2 separate regions of the Homo sapiens genome follow, and region 1 is linked to region 2. The links are chromatin loops, found by intact Hi-C in ENCODE. Cell type or tissue: A673. All regions are shown on one strand. Links, peaks and the distances in the headings refer to the core of each region. The heading gives the core; the rest is flanking DNA.

Region 1 (6,289 bases), core at 768-5,767, 620 kb after region 2:
CATGGGAGACAGGCAAAAACAAGCAAACAGGCCAGGCGCAGTGGCCCATGCCTGTAATCCCAGCAGTTTGGGAGGCTGAGGTGGGCAGATCACTTGAGCTCAGGAGTTTGAGACCAGCCTAGACAACTTGGTGAAACGCTGTCTCTAGTAAAAAAAATTACAAAAATTAATGAGGGGTGATGGTGCATGCCTGTAATCCCAGCTACTTGGGAGGCTGAGGTGGGAGAAGCACTTGAACCTGGCAGGTGAATGTTGCAGTGAGCCGAGATTGTGCCACTGCATTCCAGCCTAGGCGACAGAGGGAGACCCTGTCTTGAAAAACAAGCAAAAACACAAAACAAAACAAAACAAAACCCAAACAAACAAATACAGAAGAATAAGCTGTGATAAATGATGTTTTTTTTTTTTGAGACAGGGTCTTGCTCTGTTGCCCAGGCTAGAGTGCAGTGGCGTGATCATCTCATTGTGGCCTCAAACTCTTGGCTTCAAGAGCTCCGCAAGCCTCAGCCTCCTGAGTACCTGAGACCACAGCATGCACCACCACATCCAGCTAATTTTTTTTTTTTTTTGTAGAAATGGAGTCTCCCAATGTTGGCCAGGCTGGCCTCAAACTCCTGGGCTCAAGTGATCCTCCCTCCTTGGCCTCCTGAAGTGTTGAGATTACAGATGCGTGCCACCACACCTGGCCTAAATTATTTTTTGTAGAGATGGCGTCTTGCTATGTTGTCCAGGCTGGTCTTGAACTCCTGATCCCAAGTGATCCTCCCACCTTGGCTTTCCAAAGTGCTGAGATTATAGGCATGAGCCACTATATCTGACCATAAGTGCTTTTAGGACATACCATGCGTTGTGTTAGGATCTACAGGGGTGGGAACCTACCTTTGCGAATGTGGTCAGGGAGATCTCTCTCATGAGAGAAGATTTAAGGGGAAACACGCAGGTTGAGAAGTAGTCAGTCACGGGATTATTGTAGGGAAGGGCAGGGATGGGGAGACAGCATGAGCAAAGGCCCCAGGGCTGGAAAGAGATGAGCTTGTTCTAGGGATGGATAAAAGCAGTGAGTGAGGGAGAACAGGATGTAAGACAAGGCGGGAGAAGAAGGCAGTGAACACTCATGCAGTGCCTTGTTGCTCACTGTAAAAATTTCAGATTTTTTTTTTTTTTTTTGAGATGGAGTCTGGCTCTACAATGGCACAGTCTCGGCTCACTGCAGCCTCTGCCTCCCTGGTGCAAGTGATTCTCCTGCCTCAGCCTCCTAAGTAGCTGGGATTATAGGCGCCCGACACCACGCCTGGCTAATTTTTGTATTTTTATTAGAGACAGGGTTTCACCCTGTTGGCCAGGCTGGTCTCAAACTCCTGACCTCAAGTCATCCACCCACCTTGGCCTCCCGAAGTGCTGGGATTATAGGCGTGAGCCACTGCGCCCGGCCAAGATTTTAGGTTTTTATCCCAAGTACAGTGGGACATTCCCCCAGGAGCAAGAAGGCCAGAGTACAGTGAGCAGGTCAGGGCTTGTGGGCCATGGCAAAAAATTTAGTTTTTGTCTAAGTGCAAGAAAAAGCCCCTTAGAGAGTTTAATTTAATTTATTATTATTATGTTTTAAATTTCCATAGATTTTAGGGGAACAGGTGGTGTTTGGTTACATGAGTAAGTTCTTTAGTGGTGATCTGTGAGACTTTGGTGCACTCATCACCCAAGCAGTATATACTGCACCCATTTTATAGTCTTTTATCCCTCACCTGCTTCCCATCCTTTCCCCTGAGTCCCCAAAGTTGATTATGTCATTCTTATATCTTTACATCCTCATGGCTTAGCTCCCACTTATGAGTGAGAACATATGATGTTTGGTTTTCCTTTCCTGAGTTACTTCACTTAGAATAATAGTCTCACTTGGAGAGTTTTAAGCAGAGGAGTATTGTTGCCTGTTTTAGGATTTTTTTTTTTTTTTTTTTAATGACACAGGGTCTCTCTCTGTCACCCATGCTGGAGTACAGTGGCGTGACTATAGCTCACTGCAGCCTCGAACTCCTGGGCTCAAGTAATCTTCCTGCCTCAGCCTCTCAACTAGCTGGGACAATAGGTGCCCGCCACTATGCTCAGTTAATTAACAAAAAATTTATAGAGATAGGGTCTCACTATGTTGTCCAGGCTGGCCTCTAATTCCTGGCCTCAAGTGACTCTCCTGCCTCAGCCTCCCAAAGTGCTAAAATTTCAGACATGAGCCACCATGCCTGGGTAAGTTTAAATTTTTTTTTTTTTTGTAGGGATGAGGGTCTTGCTATCTTATCCAGGCTAGTCTTGAACTCCATGGCTCAAGCCATCCTCCCTCCTTGGTCTCCCAAAGTGCTGGGATGACAGGCATGAGCCACAGTGCCTGGACTGTTTTAGGAATGAAAAGGTCAGTCTGGCTGCTGGGTGGGAATGCAGCACTGCCATTAGGAGCAAACGGCACATGCCCTGGGGACCTGGGAAGTTGTAGCCAGAGACAGGAGGAGGGGAATTTGATCTTCACGCAGGAGTGGCAGGTCCACGATGTACCACCCTCGTAATCCACAGTTCGTTCCTTTCTTCCTTCCTTCCTTCCCTCCTTCCTTCCTTCCTTCCTTCCTTCCTTCCTTCCTTCCTTCCTTCCTTTTTTTTTTTTGAGATGGGGTCTTGCTCTGTCACCCAGGCTGGAGTGCAGTGGCACAATCTTGGCTTACTACAACCTCCACCTCCCCGGTTCAAGTGATTCTCCTGCCTCAGCCTCCCAAGTAGCTGGGATTACAGGTGCCTACTACCACGCCCAGCTAATTTTTGTATTTTTAGTAGAGACTGGGTTTCACTGTGTTGGCCAGGCTGGTCTCGAACTCCTGACCTCAGGTGATCCACCTGCCTCGGCCTCCCAAAGTGCTGGGATTACAGGTGTGAGCTACCGTGCCCGGCCGGGATCCACAGTTTCTTGGGACAGCAAACCCTTGCCACCCAGAGGAAGTGGAAAGCTGGGGCTAAAACCGCTTGCCCCCCGACCACCTCCCTGGCCTTGCTCCACCAACCCCAGAGCACCTGAAGACACCTCCAGCAGACCACGAGGCCTCTTCTGCCAGGAGCACATCTGCCTGCTGGAACTCTCCTCACAATTCTATTTTTGCTCCCCTTGGCAGCTCTGTGGAAATTAAAAGGCTATTGGCAGTGACTAATGTTGCTAATTCTGATCAAACAATTTAAAATTCATCCTTTGCCATATCAGAGACCCGCTAGGGAACAGAATTAAGACATCATTTGTGGCAATTTCTGTGACAGTTGGTGGAAAACAGAAAAGACATTAAAATTGGTCTCAATTCAAACCACTGCTCATTAAATTGCCTCCTTGAAAATCCGCCATCTCGATCTATACACTAGCTCTCCGTCTGTTCCCAGCTTATTAACCCAGAGCAAGGACCTTGACAAGCCAGCAGCTGGATCCAAGATGCTGGGAACTTCCTGGGATGTCTGGGAGAGCACATCCTGACACCCTCTGCTCCCTCCCACCGGCGCCGCCTTTGAGCCTTCCTGCCTCTGCCCCAGGAGCGGATGTGCCTCACATTTCCAAGAGTTAAACTTCAGGAAGCCAAATATTAAAAAAAGAATCAAGCTTCCCAGTGTTACCCAAACTTGAGTCATTCGCTTACCACCTGTGTGATTTCTGCTGTATCTATATCCATGTTCTGTTTTTTTACTTGATATAAAGCCAACTCATTTTAAAATTAAATTAATAGACTATTTTAAACAGGAAACTTTGTCACTACTATAAATGGAAACCCAATGTCATAAAGAGGAAATAAATGCTAACGCTAAGCATAAAAATCAATACAGTGTTTTTAAAAAAGCGTTGGATGGTTTACATCCCTTAGGTTTTTTTCTACATAAGTCCTTCCTTCCTTCCTTCCTTCCTTCCTTCCTTCCTTCCTTCCTTCCTTCCCTCCCTCCCTCCTTCCTTCATTTTCCTTCCTTCTCTCCTTCCTTCCCTCCCTCCCTTTCCCTTCCCTTCCCCTTCCCCTTCTCCTTCCTTCCTTCCTCCTTCTTCCTTCTTTTCCTCTTTCTTTCCTTTCTTCCAATTGTAAAATATATGTAAAAATGGGCAAACATTCTGGGCATGATGGCTCATACTTTTAATCCCAGCACTTTGGAGGCCGAGGCGGGTGGATCATGAGGTCAGGTATTTGGGACCAGCCTGGCCAACATAGTGAAACCCTGTCTCTACTAAAAAAATACAAAAAATTAGCTGGTTGTGGTGGCGGGCACCTGTAATCCCAGCTACTAGGGAGGCTGAGGCAGGAGAATAGTTTGAACCTGGGAAGCGGAGGTTGCAGTGAGCTGAGATCGCACCACTGCATTCCAGCCTGGGAGAGAGTGTGAGACTCCGTCTCAAAAAAAAAAGGCAAACAACTAGAATGGAATTAAAGACAGATTTGCAAACCTTTCAACCATTATATAAATATTAAAAAGTTAAAAAATGAATTGCCAATTGAAAAATAAAAGCTTACATGTAAAAACAGCAAAGTGAAGACAGTGACAAAGGAGACAATGGTATTCCATTCCACTTGGGTACATTTGCTGGGGAAGACTCTTAGCCAGAGGCAAGGGCTCTGTAAGTTAAAAAGGATTAGGAAGGGTTCCAGTTCTTAAAGACAAACTCATCCAGGGAGACTTTCTCTTTGCATTAATTGGGAGGGTTGAAAACCAATAGACAGAGAGTGACCGTTTGACTGTGTGATGAGATGTTTTGCAATGCTGTGTTCAACTCGAATAATTTTATATGCCACGAGCACATTTTCTACACTTTGGAAAATACTGGTGTGATCTGGGAAGACAAACTCTTAGGAATCTTCTCCCTTCCCAACACCCCCTCCCTGTTTTACTGGAGTAAAACAAATCCCTGGAGTAAAATCCCTGTTTCCTCCAGGGATTTGACAATTATCTTAAAGCTGTATCAGTTTGAATGATCCACTATCTGCAGGTAGACCTTCCCCTCTTATTTGAATTCCTCTGCCTATTTAGGAAGTTCTCCCTAGGAATACTATGACTTTCTTTCCTTTCCTTTAAACACAATTTTAAAAAAATGTACAAATAGCCTGGGTGCCGTGGCTCCCACCTGTAATCTCAGCACTTCGGGAGGCTGAGGAGGGTGGATCACCTGAGGTCAGGACTTTGAGACCAGCCTGGCCAACATGGTAAAACCTCGTCTCTATTAAAAATACAAAAATTAGTCACATGTGGTGGCAGGTGCCTGTAATCCTAGCTACTCGGTGGGCCAAGGCAGGAGAATCGCCTGAACCTGGGAGGTGGGGGTTGTAGTAAGCTGAGATCGCGCCAGTGCACTCCAACCTGGGTGACAGAGTGAGACTTCATCTCAAAACATAATAAATAAAAAATGGAGAAATAATAATTGTAGATATTTTGGAGGAACAGTGTGATGTTTTGATATATGTATACATTGTGGAATGATTAAGTCAAGCTAATAGACATAGCCGTCTCTTCACATACTTAAACTTTTGTGCAACAGATGTCAAAAGCTCATTCCTCCTGTCTAACTGGAATTTTATACACTTCTGACTTTCGTGGCCATGGTAGGGCCTGAATCTGTCTCTAGGGCATAAAAGTGAGACAACCTGGGATCTTCAGAAGTGTCATGTCTGAGTTTCCTGAAATGAAGGAAAAGGTGTACAGCTGCTGTCTGCCATGAATGGCATCAAGGAGACCTAAGGATTAATCCAATAATGAGAGAAGGGGAGAGAGAGAGAGAGAGAGAGAAAGATGGGGTGGAGCTGAGAGAGACAGAGAGATTGGGGTGGAGGATGACATTACATTTCTATGTTCTGTGACTCCCTTCAGCATCCATCTTGTTTGCTAGATGGTAGGTGTGGGATGGTTTATCACTCCTTTGAAAATGTTTCTTCCACTCATGGGCGATTTCTGCTGAAGTATAGAGAGCAGACTCCAATTCTGCCATTTATTTATTTATTTATTTATTTTTGAGACAGAGTCTTGCTCTGTTGCCCAGGCTGTAGTGCAGTGGCACCATCTCAGCTCACTGCACCGTCTGCCTCCTGAGTTCAAGCAATTCTCCTGCCTCAGCCTCCTGAGTAGCTGGGATTATAGGCGCCTGCCACCACGCCTGGCTAATTTTTGTATTTTTAGTAGAAAGGGGTTTTACTGTGTTAGGCTGGTCTCGAACTCCTGACCTGATGATCCACTCACTTCAGCCTCCCAAAGTGCTGGGATTACAGGTGTGAGCCACTGTGCTCAGCCACTTATTATTGTTAAA
Region 2 (6,289 bases), core at 871-5,870:
TTTCTCTTGCCTCCTCTCTAGTAGGATCTGGGGCCATTTCTAGAGAACTCCCAAGCCCAAACAGTCAAAGATAAATAATAATACAACTTGTAAAATCAGCAAGTGGAAAAGACGAATGACAAGAAAGTCAAGACCCATGATGAGGGGTGAATGGAGGAGGAGGAAGTCTAAGGTTTCAGGGTCTATACCTCTGTCACTATTTGACTCTGAGCTTCCCAGCAGCCAAAGAAAAAAGGGAAACAAGTGCAAAGTTTTTTTTTTATCCATCCTTCATTTACCAAATGTGTATTGGTTGTTTACTATGAGCTGGGTGCCAAGCATCTTTAAATCCTTTTGGCAATAGGATAGGTATGAAAATAAATACTTTCCTATCCTTCAGTGCAGGCTAAGCATCATTTGTTCTGGGAAGTCTTTCCTTACACTGCATTCACCACTGTCCACCCAGTCAAGTGCCCTTCCTCTGTGCCCCCTCAGCACCCCATAGGGACAGGCATTTATTACCTAGTGTTGAGGGCATCTGAGTCACTTTTATGTCTCACCTGACAGAACATGAGCTCTTTGGCAAAGAGGATCTTATTTCCCTGTGCACAATTGTATCCCTGAGTTTCTAGCAGAGGTTCTGTTCTGGGACATGGTAAGTGCTGAAGAGATATGTGTTGACAATGTAGTGAATGAATGAGTGAGTGAATGAGTGAATTTTGAGCTAGACAGTGTGGCTCTCAGGCAGGAAACTATGTCAGTTTCTAGGAAATAAGAAAAAAACTGAGGGAGCCCAATAGATGACCTCATGGCGATGAAGAATATAGACGTCAGAGCCGGATTATTTGCACTCTAATTCAGGCTGACTGTGGGGTCCTGGGCATGTCATTTAATTACTCAGAACCTCCATTTCCACTTCTTATGAAATGGAGGTAAAAGTATACGGCTCACAGAATTATCATGAGAATAATACTTGTAAAGATCATTGGGCAACACGGGGCAATGTAGTAAGATGTGCAGTGTTGCGTCCCGTAGAGCAGGCACTAAATAAATCATAACTCTATCAATAATAAAGATGATGGTGATAATCATAACTTGGTCCGTGACCTCCACTCTGACCAAAATGTTTTGCCTTCAGTCCCTCAATTGGCACTAACTTTGGTGAGTCAAGAAAACAAGACTGAACTTCCTCCCAAGGCTGTCCTGTGATAAAATGTGATTACAGGGGATGAGACCTGTGGTCTTTCCTTCTTTCTTTCTTTCTTTCTTTCCTTCCTTCCTTCTTTCTTTCTTTCTTTCTTTCTTTTTCAGGGAAAAGTCTTGGGCAGGGAAGTACCACAGCTCATGCAAAAACCTAGTCCTTTAAAATCCATCCCCCCACACACCATCATCTCAGACTGTGGCCAAGAAAGGAAATCATTTCTCGTTCAGAAATTAATGAGGTTTCCCAGAGTTGGTGCAGCCATGGCAGCCCCATGTGAGTTTCCCAGTCGTGCTGCAAGCTGCCTTGATGTCCACATTCGATTAAACGCCTGGGTAAGAGCAAGCCACCCAGGAGAGAGCTATAAAATCTCCTGCTGAAATTTGGTTTAGCTTTCTTTGTGTGTGTGCCCTATTCTTTGCTACATTTTTTTCCCAGGATTGTGGCTTTGGAACATGAATATTGATTCCAAGTTCTGTTCTACTTAGAAATGCTCCCATCGCTAGCCACATCTCTGAATGCACTTGGGGAAGATAGTCCCCTTTGGAATGTGGATATGATGAAAATAATCATCATCACCAATTTTGTGGGGGCTGGGTTACTTGGGAAGTGGTGGATATGTAGTTTCAGAGTGAGGGGTTACAGTCAAAAGACCACTGAAAAAGAGTCTGTGACATACAAGCTGTGTGACTTTGGACAAATGACTGGACCACTCTGAGCCTCATTGGCAAAATAAGAGTAAAAACACCTGCCCACTGATCTAGAACTTATTAAATTCAGCAAACATATTAAGAGTGTCTGCTGTGAGTCTAGCTCCACACTGAGCACTGGTATGAAGACAAAAATAAATAAGTCGCAGACAGTTCCTCTCTTGCACGCATGTTGACAGAGTACCCGTATGATTGACCATCCAAATCACACTTTTGAGAATCAAACAATCATCAACTGTATTAAATTATCTACCATGACCATAGGTGTCTACAGGGACCAGGCAGGATAAACCAGGACAACTGGTCACCACACTTCTCCGTTTATTGTTTCAGTAAACAATGATGCAACACCTGCCACCTATGCTCACCAGGGTTCCAATGTCAGCCCTATCACTTCCAGCTGAGGGTCTGTAGGCAAGTTACTTTATAACCTTCAAGCCTCAGTTTTCTCATCAGCTAAATGGGAATACTAAGAGTATGCACTTTACAGGATTGTGTACTGAGGAAGAGGTAAAATGGACAAACTTCTTAAAATGGTGCTTGTCACATCATAAACCTAATACAAGTGTTCATTGTTATTGTTTCTCAGCTTGGTATTGGGCTATCTAAATGAAATAATATGCATGAAATCTTGTAAACCTTTTGGTAATGTGGAAAGCCTGTTACAACCAAACACAGATCTCTCAGGCCGGGAGACCTGATTCCCATTCATCAACAAGCCTCTAATGAACTCCTGTGATGGAGAGAAAGAAAGAAACAGTTTCCAGCTTCTGGGAACTGGCATGGCGCTCATAGCTAGACTGCGGTGTTCTGCTGGATATAATCTCTTGGAACTCCGACATCAGACGAGGTCATCTGAGACCACAATACAATGAGACCCAGCAAGGGCACCTCACAGGCTGCCCAAGCAGAGGTGTAAACAAGGTCTCTGTGCCACCCACAAAATATCAAACGCCTCCTTCTCCCAGCTCATATGACTGTCCCTGCTTTCTCAATCACAGCCAGTCTGCCTCCCTATAGATAAGATGGAGATATTTGGTCACAGAATTGTCTCCACTTCCTGATATTACCCAGTCCAGAACAAACCTCCACATCCTCAGACCCTCCAAAGACACCCCATCAAAGCCCGAATCCCGTAAGTCCTTCCTGGCAACCTCTTGCTGAGACACCCCACAGCTCCCCATGGAGTGTGTTCTCCTTTGCTGCACTGAGTAATAAACCCCAACTTGAACTGCAGGGGTGTCCCCACTGGTCTCTGGCTGGAGGGAACTGGCAGGGGCCAGGGGCTCTCCCAGGCACTGGCAAGCGGGAAAGGATATGATGGAGCAGGACAGAGGTGGCAGGAATCAAAGGCCAGCAGGACCTGGAAAATTTCTTCTTTCTTGTGATGTATTCTTGCACATCCCTGAATGCCCAATAACTTGCAACACAGAACCTAGAATGTAGTACATGCTCCCTGTGCAATGGATGGCTGAGTTAATGAATGAGAGCAGGAAGGAAGGAAGGAAGGAAGGAAGGAAGGAAGGAAGGAAGGAAGGAAGGAAGGAAGGAAGGAAATTGAGCATTTACTGAGCATCTAATAGGTGCTTTATTTTGGGATGGGTATTGTAGAGGTACAAAGTTGGATCAGACATAAATCCCACCTCCTTGGAACTTATAATTCAGAAAGGAAGTTCACATGTAGACATAAATTGCTGTAATGTCAGGTGAAAGTGGTGCCTTAAGAGACTCAGACAGCCATGTGTCAATTCAGAGATGCCAGGCTAAGTCCACATGATCATAGACCTTCCATTTGAGGCAGTAAATTTTAAAGGAAAGCATGGAGTATTTAGAGTCAGACCTGAGCGTGGTTCTTACTAGCCATGTGACTTCAGAGGAGCTGCCTCAATGAGCTTCAATTTTCTCATTTGAAAAATGGAACTGGACCATATTCATCTTGACATGAGGACCATAGCAGATGACTTGGGCTCAAGCCCTCAACGAAAGCCACTTCCCTTCCCTCTACTCTGCAGATCTAATTGGCCCTTTCCTTCTCCCACAGCCCCTGCAGCTGTGAAAGGTGTCTGCCTTTAACAGCTAGAGAGGGATGATGTGGGGACAGCTACTGCGCTGGACTCAAAAGCAAACTTCCTGAACCTTGGATTTCCACCTCAGTTCTGTCATTCCCTGTTGATGTTCTTGGGAGAGAAGGATCTTGGGTCTGAGGCCAGCCAGACACTCTTACTCACCATGTGACCTTAGGTAAGTCCCTTCACCTCTGTGAGCCCTCATTTCCTCATTTGTAAAAAATATTTAAGACCTAAGACCTCCCTGCAGGGTTGTTTTCCTGATTGGCAATGTTTTCTTTTTTCTTTTTTGATTTTGTTTTTTGTTTTTTGTTTTTTTTTTGAGATTGAGTCTCGCTCTGTCACCCAGGCTGGAATGCAATGGTGCCATCTCAGATCACTGCAACCTCCACTTCCTGGGTTCAAGCAATTCTCCTGTCTCAGCCTCCTGAGGAGCTGGGACTATAGGCGCCCGCCATCCCTCCTGGCGAATTTTTGTATTTTTTTTAGTAGAGACGGCATTTCACCATATTGGTCAGGCTGCTCTTGAACTCCTGACCTCAAGTGATCCACCCACCCTGGCCTCCCAAAGTGCGGAGATTACAGGCATGCCACCGGCAGTGTTTTCAAAAGCACTGAACTCAATCCTGAGCGCATGCATTCATTCAGAAACAAATGCCTTTGGGTCCCCAGTGAGGGCCAAGCCCTGTCCTAGGGCCTGGGGACACCTCATCGAACAAGGCCACTGCCCTCATGGAGTTCACAGATGGGCACAGGAGACAGAGTAGACAGGAAGCAAGGAAACAAAGATCATTGCAGGCTGTGACGTGTCACAGAGGAAATAAGTGTGAGGATGCAGAAAAATAGGTGGGCAGTGGCGGTGGGGGGGCCTTGTTCTTAGATCAGGTGGTGGTATGTATTTCCTGTGGCCACTGTAACACATGAAGGCAAACTGGGTGGCTTCCAAGCAACAGGAATTTAGTCTCTTACAGTTCTGGAGGCCAGAAGTACAAAATCAAGATATCAATGGGACTGTGTTCCCTTTGATGGTTCTAGGGGAGAATCCTTCCCCGCCTCTCTTATGTCCTGGGAGCCGTTGGCAATCTGTGATGCTCCCTGGCTTGTGGCTATGTCACTCCAATCCCTACCTCCATCCACACGTGGCCACCTTCTCCCCTTCTCATAAGGACATTTGTCATAGGATTTAGGGCCCACCAAGTTAGTCCAAGATTATCTCATCTCGAGAGTCTGAATTACACCTGCAAAGATGCTCTTTCTGAATAAGTCACATTCGCAGGTACTGGGGCTTAGTACATGAGCATATCTTTTTAGGAGTGACACCATCCACACAGTACCACGTCTTGGATGGCATACAGTAGGAACTCAATAGATGATACCTGTGGTTATTACACGGAATTACTAGTAATATTAAAATGTTGGCTGGGTGTGGTGGCCCACACCTGTAATCCCGGCACTTTGAGAGGCTGAGACAGGTGGATCACCTGAGGTTAGAAGTTCAAAACTAGCCTGGGCAACATGGTGAAACCCCGTCTCTACTAAAAACACAAAAATTAGCTGGGCTTGGTGGCACAGGCCTCTAATCCCTGCTACTTGGGAGGCTGAGGCAGGAGAATCGCTTGAACCTGGGAGGCGGAGGTCACAGTGAGCTGAGATTGTGCCACTGCACTCTAGCCTGGGTGACAGGGTGAGACTCCATCTCAAAAAAATAAAATAAAATAAAATATTGGCAGGCCATTGTTTCATCAATGGTAAACGTGTGTGCCCCAGTGCAGAGATATTTTAGACGCAAAAATGCTTTGCTACAAGTCAAGGGAAAAGCAACCCCAGAAAGAAGCAAAGATGTTCACACCAAAAACAAACAGAAAAAGTGTTTGTGACTGCTTCATTATCATGCTGTTCAAAGAGCTGCTCAGTGGGGAAAGCAGTCTTCCATGATGCTTGTGAGGTCAGGAAGCCCCGAGCGGTCAATGCTCTTACGCAGAGCAGGGGATGTCTCTTACCCCAGGAACATCAAAAGCTCTGGCAAAAGAAGAAGGTCCCAGGATCCACTTACTACAAGGAAGAAATTTCACCACCTTTATTTCCTAACCTTGTCAGTGTGACTTTGAGACTTCTGGAAGAGCTCAGAGCTATGCAGCCCTGTTATGCCTGGTAAGGCAGTAGCTTTTAAAATTTTATATATATATATATGTGTGTCCTTGAGTCTGTCCTGGAGGATGGGGGCTGCCTCTTCATGGTCTCCAAGAGGTATTGTTAGGATATGGAAAGAGCAGGAGTCTCCGAGCAAAGACGTGGGTTCAAATCCTGACTCCGCCTCTTACCCAAGCAAACCA

The links. Peaks named below come from ENCODE experiments on the same cell type or tissue, not always from the same donor. Only the 100,000 strongest peaks of a DNase experiment are listed, where the experiment ranks them.
Region 1: it touches region 2 in a loop (20-fold over the local background); 1 of 110 quality-filtered maps calls a loop at or near these places.

Annotation. Positions count from the first base shown.
Region 1 is chr16:9,196,004-9,202,292 of GRCh38, forward strand. No RefSeq gene overlaps it. Among named protein-coding and RNA genes, the nearest start is that of HAPSTR1, 110 kb to the left of the region's middle. In A673, for the core only: no CTCF peak of the experiment used is centred there; DNase peaks (open chromatin) are centred at 2,488 and 3,508; H3K27ac peaks cover 4,920 bases.
Region 2 is chr16:8,573,324-8,579,612 of GRCh38, forward strand. The region is part of intron 2 of TMEM114 (transmembrane protein 114); the gene reads right to left. Among named protein-coding and RNA genes, the nearest start is that of TMEM114, 14 kb to the right of the region's middle. In A673, for the core only: no CTCF peak of the experiment used is centred there; DNase peaks (open chromatin) are centred at 1,558, 3,018, 3,338, 3,468 and 1 weaker place; H3K4me3 peaks cover 3,342 bases; H3K27ac peaks cover 5,000 bases.